2 separate regions of the Homo sapiens genome follow, and region 2 is linked to region 1. The links are chromatin contacts, found by Hi-C in ENCODE. All regions are on one chromosome and are shown on one strand. Each heading gives the region's core, a stretch centred on a gene start or an enhancer-like site at or near the end of the contact. The rest is flanking DNA. Distances are from core to core; before and after follow the strand shown. Region 1 overlaps TNR (tenascin R). Region 2 overlaps TNR (tenascin R).

The links. Hi-C counts contacts between places; a loop is a spot of excess contacts on that map. Pooled maps may share reads with other maps.
Region 2: a map of endothelial cell of umbilical vein shows a loop between it and region 1 (6-fold over the local background). The contact joins two enhancer-like sites. A Hi-C loop is called at or near these places in 1 of 168 maps with a recorded cell type or tissue (endothelial cell of umbilical vein), 3 of 37 single-sample maps with no recorded cell type and 9 of 50 pooled maps.

What each region holds. Positions count from the first base shown.
Region 1 is chr1:175,512,597-175,516,935 of GRCh38, reverse strand. All of the region lies in intron 2 of TNR (tenascin R), which reads left to right. Among named protein-coding and RNA genes, the nearest start is that of TNR, 230 kb to the left of the region's middle. Within about 2 kb of position 2,140, at least 4 of the 41 ENCODE cell types and tissues checked have a DNase peak (open chromatin) inside an H3K27ac peak, as active enhancers do; they include endothelial cell of umbilical vein, where a contact is called at or near this core.
Region 2 is chr1:175,597,479-175,601,817 of GRCh38, reverse strand. The region is part of intron 1 of TNR (tenascin R); the gene reads left to right. Among named protein-coding and RNA genes, the nearest start is that of TNR, 140 kb to the left of the region's middle. RefSeq lists an enhancer at 1,089-1,158. Within about 2 kb of position 2,442, at least 5 of the 41 ENCODE cell types and tissues checked have a DNase peak (open chromatin) inside an H3K27ac peak, as active enhancers do; they include endothelial cell of umbilical vein, where a contact is called at or near this core.

The DNA of each region.
Region 1 (4,339 bases), core at 891-3,390:
ATGTCTTGGGAAGTACAAATTATCTCTGTCCTTATATGACATATAAGTTGTGCACATGTCCACATGTTTATTCTTCTATCAACAAAGAAAACAGGCATAATTACTAAAAAATGCACTACAAATAAAATGTATTTTTTCAATTTCTGAACAAAATAATAGAATATTTATTAATAGATAGTGCCCTAATTCTTCCTGTTCCCTCCGACTCAAACTCTTAAATCAGCAGCTAACTGAAAGATCCTAGCATACTGCCATAGTCACTTTGGAAAAGCTCAGGTCCTGCTGGCATCAGTCTGCCTGGATCTGTTTCAGAGAAACAGAAACCCAGAAGGGAGTGGAGAAGTTCAACCCCTGCTTGATCCATATGGGAATGGTTCAAGCAATTAGATTGAGGCTGTGTCAGGGAGCGATATCATGAGCACGGTCATTTCTCCCTCTCTCCTTGGTCCCCAACCTTATCAGGAAATGGACCACACAGTCCCTTAGAAACCATTCCTCATTTTTCCAGGATGCTGACCCACCACTTGAGAAGTGCCACTTTCCTCCTGGGCCACGCTGTCATTTGTTAGCTGCTAATCATTCATTAACCTTCCAGGTACCTTGCGGAAACCAGGACCTTGCCTCATTTGCAAAGGTGGTTCACTGAGTCCCCCTTTAATAAAATTACAACTTCAGGAAACAAATCATTTGTATCAAATACAACCCCATGGCTTCCTCTTATGTTAATCATTTCAGGCAGGTGCTATTAGGTAATTCAATCACTACGTTACAGAAAGCCACTACTGAATTAATGAGGAATAAACTTGAATTCTGAATAAGAAATTTTCTGAATAAATGGTTCTGAATAAAAAACCAAGAGCCAAGCCTATAATCACAACAGACAGCAACAATATAAAATTGGATATTAAACAGTCCTCACATCCATCCATTCTTAGTCCACAAATTCTTTTGGAGCTTAAAGAACATATTGCAGCCACCAACAAGAACCTTCCAGGTTTGCCACTTTCCTACTATTTTCTTCATACTTTTTCAAGTGAGCTGGATACATTTTGAAGCCCTCATCCCAATTTAGAATACACTTTAGTTTAGTCCTAAGGTGAGTCTTTCCTTAAAAAGAGCATCCATGCCTGTAGCCCCATTCAGACTCTGAAATTCCCTTTGTTCCCATCTGGCCTACCTGCATCCAGACTCCCTCCTGTCAGGACACTTTCCCCACAGCACCCTGGTGGCTGTTCACATCCCTGCCTAACACTCACTAACCATTTTCACTGTTCTCACTTTCTTAGCAAGGAATGCACAACAATTCAGGACCAGGCTTGTCTTTCCAGCCTCATCTCTTCTTAGACCCCTATAGGAATGCACCCTGTATTCTGGCCACACCCAAGTCCAGAATGTTCTATGCTCTTTCATAGTGCCATGTTGTTCCTTGCACTAGAATGCCTGCTCCAAACTAATTCTCTCCTTTTAAAGTTCATCCTGAACATTGCCTCCTCCTCAAACCCTCTCTGACTCCCTCTTTACCCCCAAACCTAGACTGAATTAGGCGCCCATGTTTCCTTAGCATCTGAGGGCAGAGCTCAATTATTGAACAGAGCATTCAATACTATATGCGGGAGCACAGATCTTTCTCTTCAACTAGATTGACATCTCCTTGAGAGTAAGACTACACAGTGTTTCACCTTATATTGTCAAGGCTGGGCATAGGGTAGATGCATAGCAAATATTTGATGAATGAATGGGCCAATGACAGAATACAAGAAATAATGACTGAATAAATAAATACACCCGATCACATGATTTATGCTAATTCCAGCAGCCACACTTCCATTCTCCAGCTCTGGGCAGAAGCATTTTAAAAGTTTATTTTCATAACCTGACATTCAGTTGGTGAAGACTTGGCCCGGAACGAGTTGGTCTCCCCACAGTAAGTGACACCATCGCAACTTCTTTATCCTCCCACTCTTTATCTGAAAAAAAATAGACTGGGTAGCATGGACGAGATGTTTCCCTGCAGCAGGAAACCACTATTAGCACAAACCATGTGGTGACCATGTTGCCTTCCTCAGGGGCAGTCATCCAGCCCCACAGGAAATCTCCCCCGCTCTGCACACTGCATTTGGTTTTCACAGAGCTGTGGTCGCCTGGCATTTATCATGCTGTGCTTCATCAGAGATTTAATCAGGTCTGAGTTTTTAACAACGTGCTCGTCATGCTCACTTAACTTAAAATCAAGCCTGTTCAGGCATTAGTTGGTCCTATTCACTCAGTCTAGTAGTTTTGGCATTTAAAACTGTAGACTTTTTCATCAAGGTACACTACGTTTTTACCAAGCATCTCCCTACACAAAAACTTCTCAGACTGTTTCCCTGGGAACCATGGTTCCCTGGTTGAATAGTCCAGCTGCTGGAAGGGATGTATCTGTGTATTGGTTTCCTGTTGATGCCATAACAGATGACCACAGACTTCGTGGCTGAAAACAATAAAAATGTATTATCTTACTGCTCTGTAGGTCAGACACAGGTCACACTGAGCTTTTGCCAAGGTGTTGGCAGGGCTGCATTCTTTCTGGAGGCTCTCGGGGAGAACATGTTTTCTTGCATTTTCCATGCAGGGTACAGGCTACCCATGCTCTTTGGCTGGTGTCCTCTTCCTCCATATCAAAGCCAGCAATGGCTGATGGAGTTCTCACATAGCATCACTCTGATTTCCTCTTTTGCCTCCCTCTTCCACTTTTAGGGACCCTTGTGATTACACTAGGAATACCCAGTTCATCAGGTTAATCTCCCTATTTTAAGGTCAGCTGATGAGCAACCTTAAGTCCCCTTAGCTATATAAGGTAGCATATTCACAGATTCCAGAGACTAAGGTATGGATGTCTTTGAGGCGTCATTATTCTGCCCATCACAACTTATATGACTCTGGACCTCTGGAAGTGATCCTTTACATAACCTCATGGGTCCAGTGTGGACCTTCCAATGGTGACATCAGAGTCACCTGGAAGCTTTTTAGAAATGCAGATACTCCAAACCCATCCCAGACCTTCAGAATCAGAATCTACATTTTCACAAATTTTCCGCGGATTAGATGTGCATGTGCAGTGAGTTTGAGAAGCCCTCTCCAGAGGTTCCCTGAGCAGGCAGAGGAAAGAGCTTAGACTCTGGTGTTGAAAAATGATTTTATCTGGAAACACGTAATAAGGAAGGGGTCCTGAGGAGCCCAGTCAATAGCACCCCTCTTCCCTGTCAGAGCTCTGAACAAATAGAAATGTAAGAAAAAGAAGGGAGCCAGGTAGAGACCTAGATTTCACATTGGTAAACTGATATTTGATGATGTTACTTTTGCCTGCACCTATAACATTGAACCTTGAGATGAGGAGGGCTTCTTCCTACCCAGTCGCAGCAGCACTGCACTGGGGAGGGTCCCTCCCCTGCAGCCCCCTGCAGGCAGGGACAGAGCATGTGGAGAGGGATTTCTAGGAAGGAGGAGTGCATCTGAGAGCACCTGCTCTCTGCAGGCAGACCAACTCCAAAAAGGAAGAAGAAGAACCTAGACTACATGTGTTCGATTTCTTTTTCCAAACTTTGCAAGCAGGTAGATCACTAGTGAATAAGGGGATGGAGATGAGACAGGAGAGTTATAGCTCAGAGAGCTGCCTCCATATGGGAGGAAACATCAGGAGATGAATCAACATTTCCCCCAATAAATAACGCCTACAGCACAGTGTAGTGGGGAAGACAGAGAGACAGCCCACGCAGAAGCACTTGATACACAGCAGGAATCCCATTACAAGGATTACCATGTTATCCACCAATTTAAAACCTGGCAACCCAACAGAACATCCTAAGAACTTATTACAAAATGTGGTTTCCTGGACCCTTACCCTAGGCGATTCAGATTCAGTAGGTGTAAGTTGGGGCCAGGGAACCATACTGACCTGAAATTCTATAGCATCCAAGTGAGGAAATGGCTGATGCCTTGGTCCATTCAGTCATTTAGGCTGGACTATACCTAAACCAGAGAACTTCTGGTTGCAAGTTACAGAAACCAACTGGAGCTGGCTTACCTAAAAGGGGAAGTGTGTTGCAGGATCCATGGGTATCTTGCAGAACAAAAAAGCAAAGGGCACGTGTTGGGAAGGGACTGACCCCAGGAACTAATGCGTTTCCAGGAACCCACGATGTGCTCTCTCCATCTCTCATTTCTGCTTCTCTTGATGACCTACACTGTCTTCTGTGTTTTCATGCATGTGATGGACTCTGCACAACTCTTAAAGGTGCTTTTCCTCTGGACACTGAAGACAGATTAGCACTCTTTTAGTCTCCATTCTAAATTCCTAGGC
Region 2 (4,339 bases), core at 1,193-3,692, 85 kb before region 1:
AGGTAGGAATAGAGTTTTAAAAGCCCTAAAGCTGAAATAAACTATAGAGATAGTATAATACAACCTCCTCATCTTACAGATCATAAGTGAGTGGAGAGGGGAGCGATTTCTCTCTAGGTATTGCTTAACTCAGGCCCTGGCACACAACAGGTTCTCAATGACTCTTAGTTGAATCTGTTTCTTGACTGTATATAGCGTTTTCATAATTCTCACATGGCTTTTAACATTTTATCTCCATAAATATTCATGAGTATAATTATCCCTATTTTCAAATCAAGGAACTCAAACTTGAGTGGCTAAGTGTTTATCAAAATTGTACAGATTTTAATATTACAAATCCAGAACTGGAACTCAGGCCTCTTAAGTTTAGGCCCATTCACCTTTCTCTTCTGCCATGATGACTAGAAGTCTGTGGATCACACACTAAGTCCCCCAAAGACATGCAAACATATATCAAATTGAAAGACTAAGTTTTGTGTAATAGTGGCCATGGCCAACCTCAAAGGCGAGGGTTTCGGCTTTTTCAGCGCCTCAGGGCCGCATCTCTGAGTAAGAACTGGCCAAGTGACCTTACCCAAACTCTACCCGCTGCAGAGCAAGTGCAGGATGTGGCGGTTTTTACCAGACTCCTCTGAGAGGTATAGCTACTGGACTGTCAAAGTCAGCTAAACACAAACAGAAGATAAAGGCATTTCTGTACCTTCATGTTTCTACATATGTAAACATATTTTGGCACACATATAAATCTGTATAAATATGTTGAAACTACAATATCATTTCTGTTATAAGCAAAGTGATTTGATCTCCTCAGCAAAGTTTATCTAAACAAATGCTGCAAAAGCTAGAGGAAAGAGAATGAGGAACTGTCAGAGGAAATGCAAATTTTTTTTTCACTCAAGACCACAAACAAACTCAGGAGTTCCTCTGTAGCGTAAGTCTTAAATTCAGGATCTGCATCTGACTAAATGTCATGCTTTGTTTTCTGTTTTTTGCTTTTTGGGTTTTTCATTGTTTTCGTTTTGCTGTGACCTTCCCAAAGATCACAAGGCTACTGAAAGCCCGTAAGGTAAGTTGTTGAAAATTTTTTAAATGAGCTCCTTCCTCCAGGCAGACATAGCACTACGCCAGGGAGCATAGCTTCAGGAGTAAAGCAGGGGCTGGGGTTCTGCTCCTACTCACCCCTCAGCTGGGCACCTTTGTGCAGGATATACAACCAACTCAACTGTACATGGTGGCCCTATCTTTACGTGCAAACCCTGTGGGTATTATAGCTGTGGGGCCATTCAATTCAATACAGTCAGTGTCTGGTGGTGCATCTCATGTATAGACATAAACAGAAGCCTTGCTTTCTGCTAAGCCAAATCACCTTTAAATCAAATAGATATTGGTAGCCAAGAGTAACATACAAAACTATGTTTGCAGAACTGTTCCACATACTGCAATGGAAGATCACTTCTTCCAACCCTCTTATTTTATAGGATATCTCACTGCATAAATCCAGACTGATACTAATAATACTTATGATAATACGAGTAATAGCTAAATAGTAAAAATAGTTAATTCTTACTATATGCCAGGCATCATTCTAAATATACACCTCATAACACCTCTTTAAGGTATATTACTATTATCTCCATTGTACAAATGCAGAACTTCTCTGACACACAAGGGAGTTAAGTAACCTGCTCAAGATCACAGCTAATACAAGTGGTAAAACTGGGGTTCCAATCCCCGAGTCCAGTTCCAGAGTCTGTGCTAATTAACCACTGTGACACTTTCCTAAAATGCTGGAAACATGCAGAATGCCAGGATAAGTAGGCGTGCAGTCGAATGGAAGTCCTGCAAGGGATTTTACTCTATCATATGGCTCACTCTTTTCCTCCCTCCTGTAGAACCGGCCCCAGTCTCTTGCCTGCCTCAGCATCCCCACGCCGAGGGGTTGCCTCCATCCCGAGTTGCAGCAAGAGTTGAATCCGAATCACCCCTCCTTGCTATCTGGGAAGTGTATTTTCTGGTTTCAAGTGGGACAGAAAACGGTTGTGAGACTGCATATTGGTGGCAGGGAACCCGCCAATGGGTCTCACGAAAAGCCTGGGCTGTTTGCAGACCCCGCTCCACCTGGCCCCTCTGTCCTCCTCTCCCCACCGCAAGGAGCCGCCGGCCTCTGGAGTTAGCCAGGTCCGCATAAGCCTGCTGGGGCGACGCTGCTCCGGGCTGCCTCCGGGTGGGCCGGCCCCATTACCGCTGATGCGGGACACTAGCCCAGCAGAGACCCCATTAACCGCGCCGCCCCACCGCTCGGTGGCATCTGCGAATTACTCCGTCACTCGGCGGCGATCGCAAGACCCCAAGTCTTCTCATTTCCTCGTAATGCTCTAATGGTCTGCTTCCGTCGCCATGACAACACGAACACAGCTCCGCCGGGCCCCTCCGACTGCCTGAGGTGTGAGCAGAAGGCGCGTGTGTGCCTCTCAGGGCCCCTATGCGGTCTGCCCCGTTAGCGTTGCTGCGATGTCTCCGCCACTGCTCTTCGCGGTGGGCAAACCCGGGCGCCTGAAAGGGAGGAGCGGTGACCCGAGGTGGCCAAGGCCAAGCTGACACTTCCCATCTGGCAGCTGGGGACAGCTTCCCCTCCCTCCTGCTCTCCTTCCTCCCTCCTCTCTTCTCCCTCAGCTCTGCAAATTGGTGACCCCCCGCAACCCGGGGCCCATAGAGGCTGGAATGGAGTCTGGAGACCGCAGCTCCACCCTGCCTCTCCGTCACTGAACGTGTGACCTTGGGGAAGCCCTTTAGCTCCTGGAGAGCCGGAGCCACCTAAGAGTGCATTCGATTTAAGGACGCATCTCCTCTCTGCTCAACAAAGAGGGAGGGGTTCCTGCACACGTTGGATTTCTGCCCTCATGGAGCTTACAGATTCATTAGAGCATTCCAGAAAATGTGAAGACTTGGGGAACTTGAGATTCTAGAGTGGCAGAGTGATTTACATGCCACTGAGCGGCTGGGTGCCTGACCTAATGGAGTCTTACCTAGACCTTGGCTCTTTGAGTGCCTTCCCACAACACTTGACTAAAGTCTCTGGAGCAGGGTCAGATGTGACCCATATTCTGTCCTTCTAGAAACTAACTGCAGAGTGCATACTTCTCCTAAATGTACCTCTATTCATTTGGTTCTCCAGTTCTAGACACTCATAACCTTTTAGAATTTGGATTCTCACAGTCACCATGCCATTTCACGCATGCCTTCTGTTTATACAGCATACTGTACATTCCATAAGCATGTATTCATGCCCACGTCCAAGGCTTTGGTAACTAAAACATGCTTGCTGAAAACTATAACTGTATTGCCTGAATTCCTGCAGCATTTAATATTCCTTTTGTTTGTGTCCCATGGAAAATAGCACCTCTAATCTTGGTGAGTTGATTTGTTATTATGTTTTCAATGATATAACTAATGAAGTGATCTTGATCAAGTCATTTAACCTGTATGGCCTTTAGTTTTGGTAAATGCTCTAAAAATAATCGTTAAACTTAACTGAAATAGAGAATTGGACTAAATGAGGTCTACAGTTGAATCACCGGTGGGAAAACACCTCGCATTTGCATGGTGATCTTTACTTCCTGAGGGAAGTTCATACACTGATTTCTGGAGACTGTTACTGTTGTTCTTGAGTACACATCCTGTTTGACTAATGCAAGGACGGTCCCTTGCCTTACTGCCTTATATTGTTCTCGGCATCCTCAGGAACATGCCCTGTGTGTAGTGGCCTGAAAGAATTATTTGTTGATGATAAAGGTGAGGTCCAGGAAAGATAATCTAAGATTATCTGATTTCTTGTGAACTTCTTGAGAAGCTGGATTTAAAGACCCTAGCTGGTGCAGAGGTCTGTTCAATTTTCACTAACCCTTCTCTGTTCTCTAGTGATGACAGAGAACAATGGAAATGAGCCTAGAGGAATAATGTTACTGCAGAAAAGTCAGTAGTTTCCATTTTTATTAAAATTCATTCTTCCCTAACTGCCATCTGTTTTTCTTTTGGGCCTGGCCAAATGCTTGGAGGTGAATGGATCAATGCTAATTTACATGACTGGTCCAGCTAACTAGGGCCCCCATGCCCCCACATTTCCAATACACCCCTCAGCAAGGTTTTTACCAGAATATTCCAAACCAATAGGCCTCTTCCTCCATCTAAAACCATCAGCAGGTATAGACAAGCCCCAGTGTCTGAAAAGTAAAGGAAGGCCTCTGAAAATTCAGCTCTTGGGTACAATTTGAACTTTTAGCACAACCAAGTGCAGCTGGAAATCTTGAGACTAAACTAGCATTCATGCATTCAGCAATAT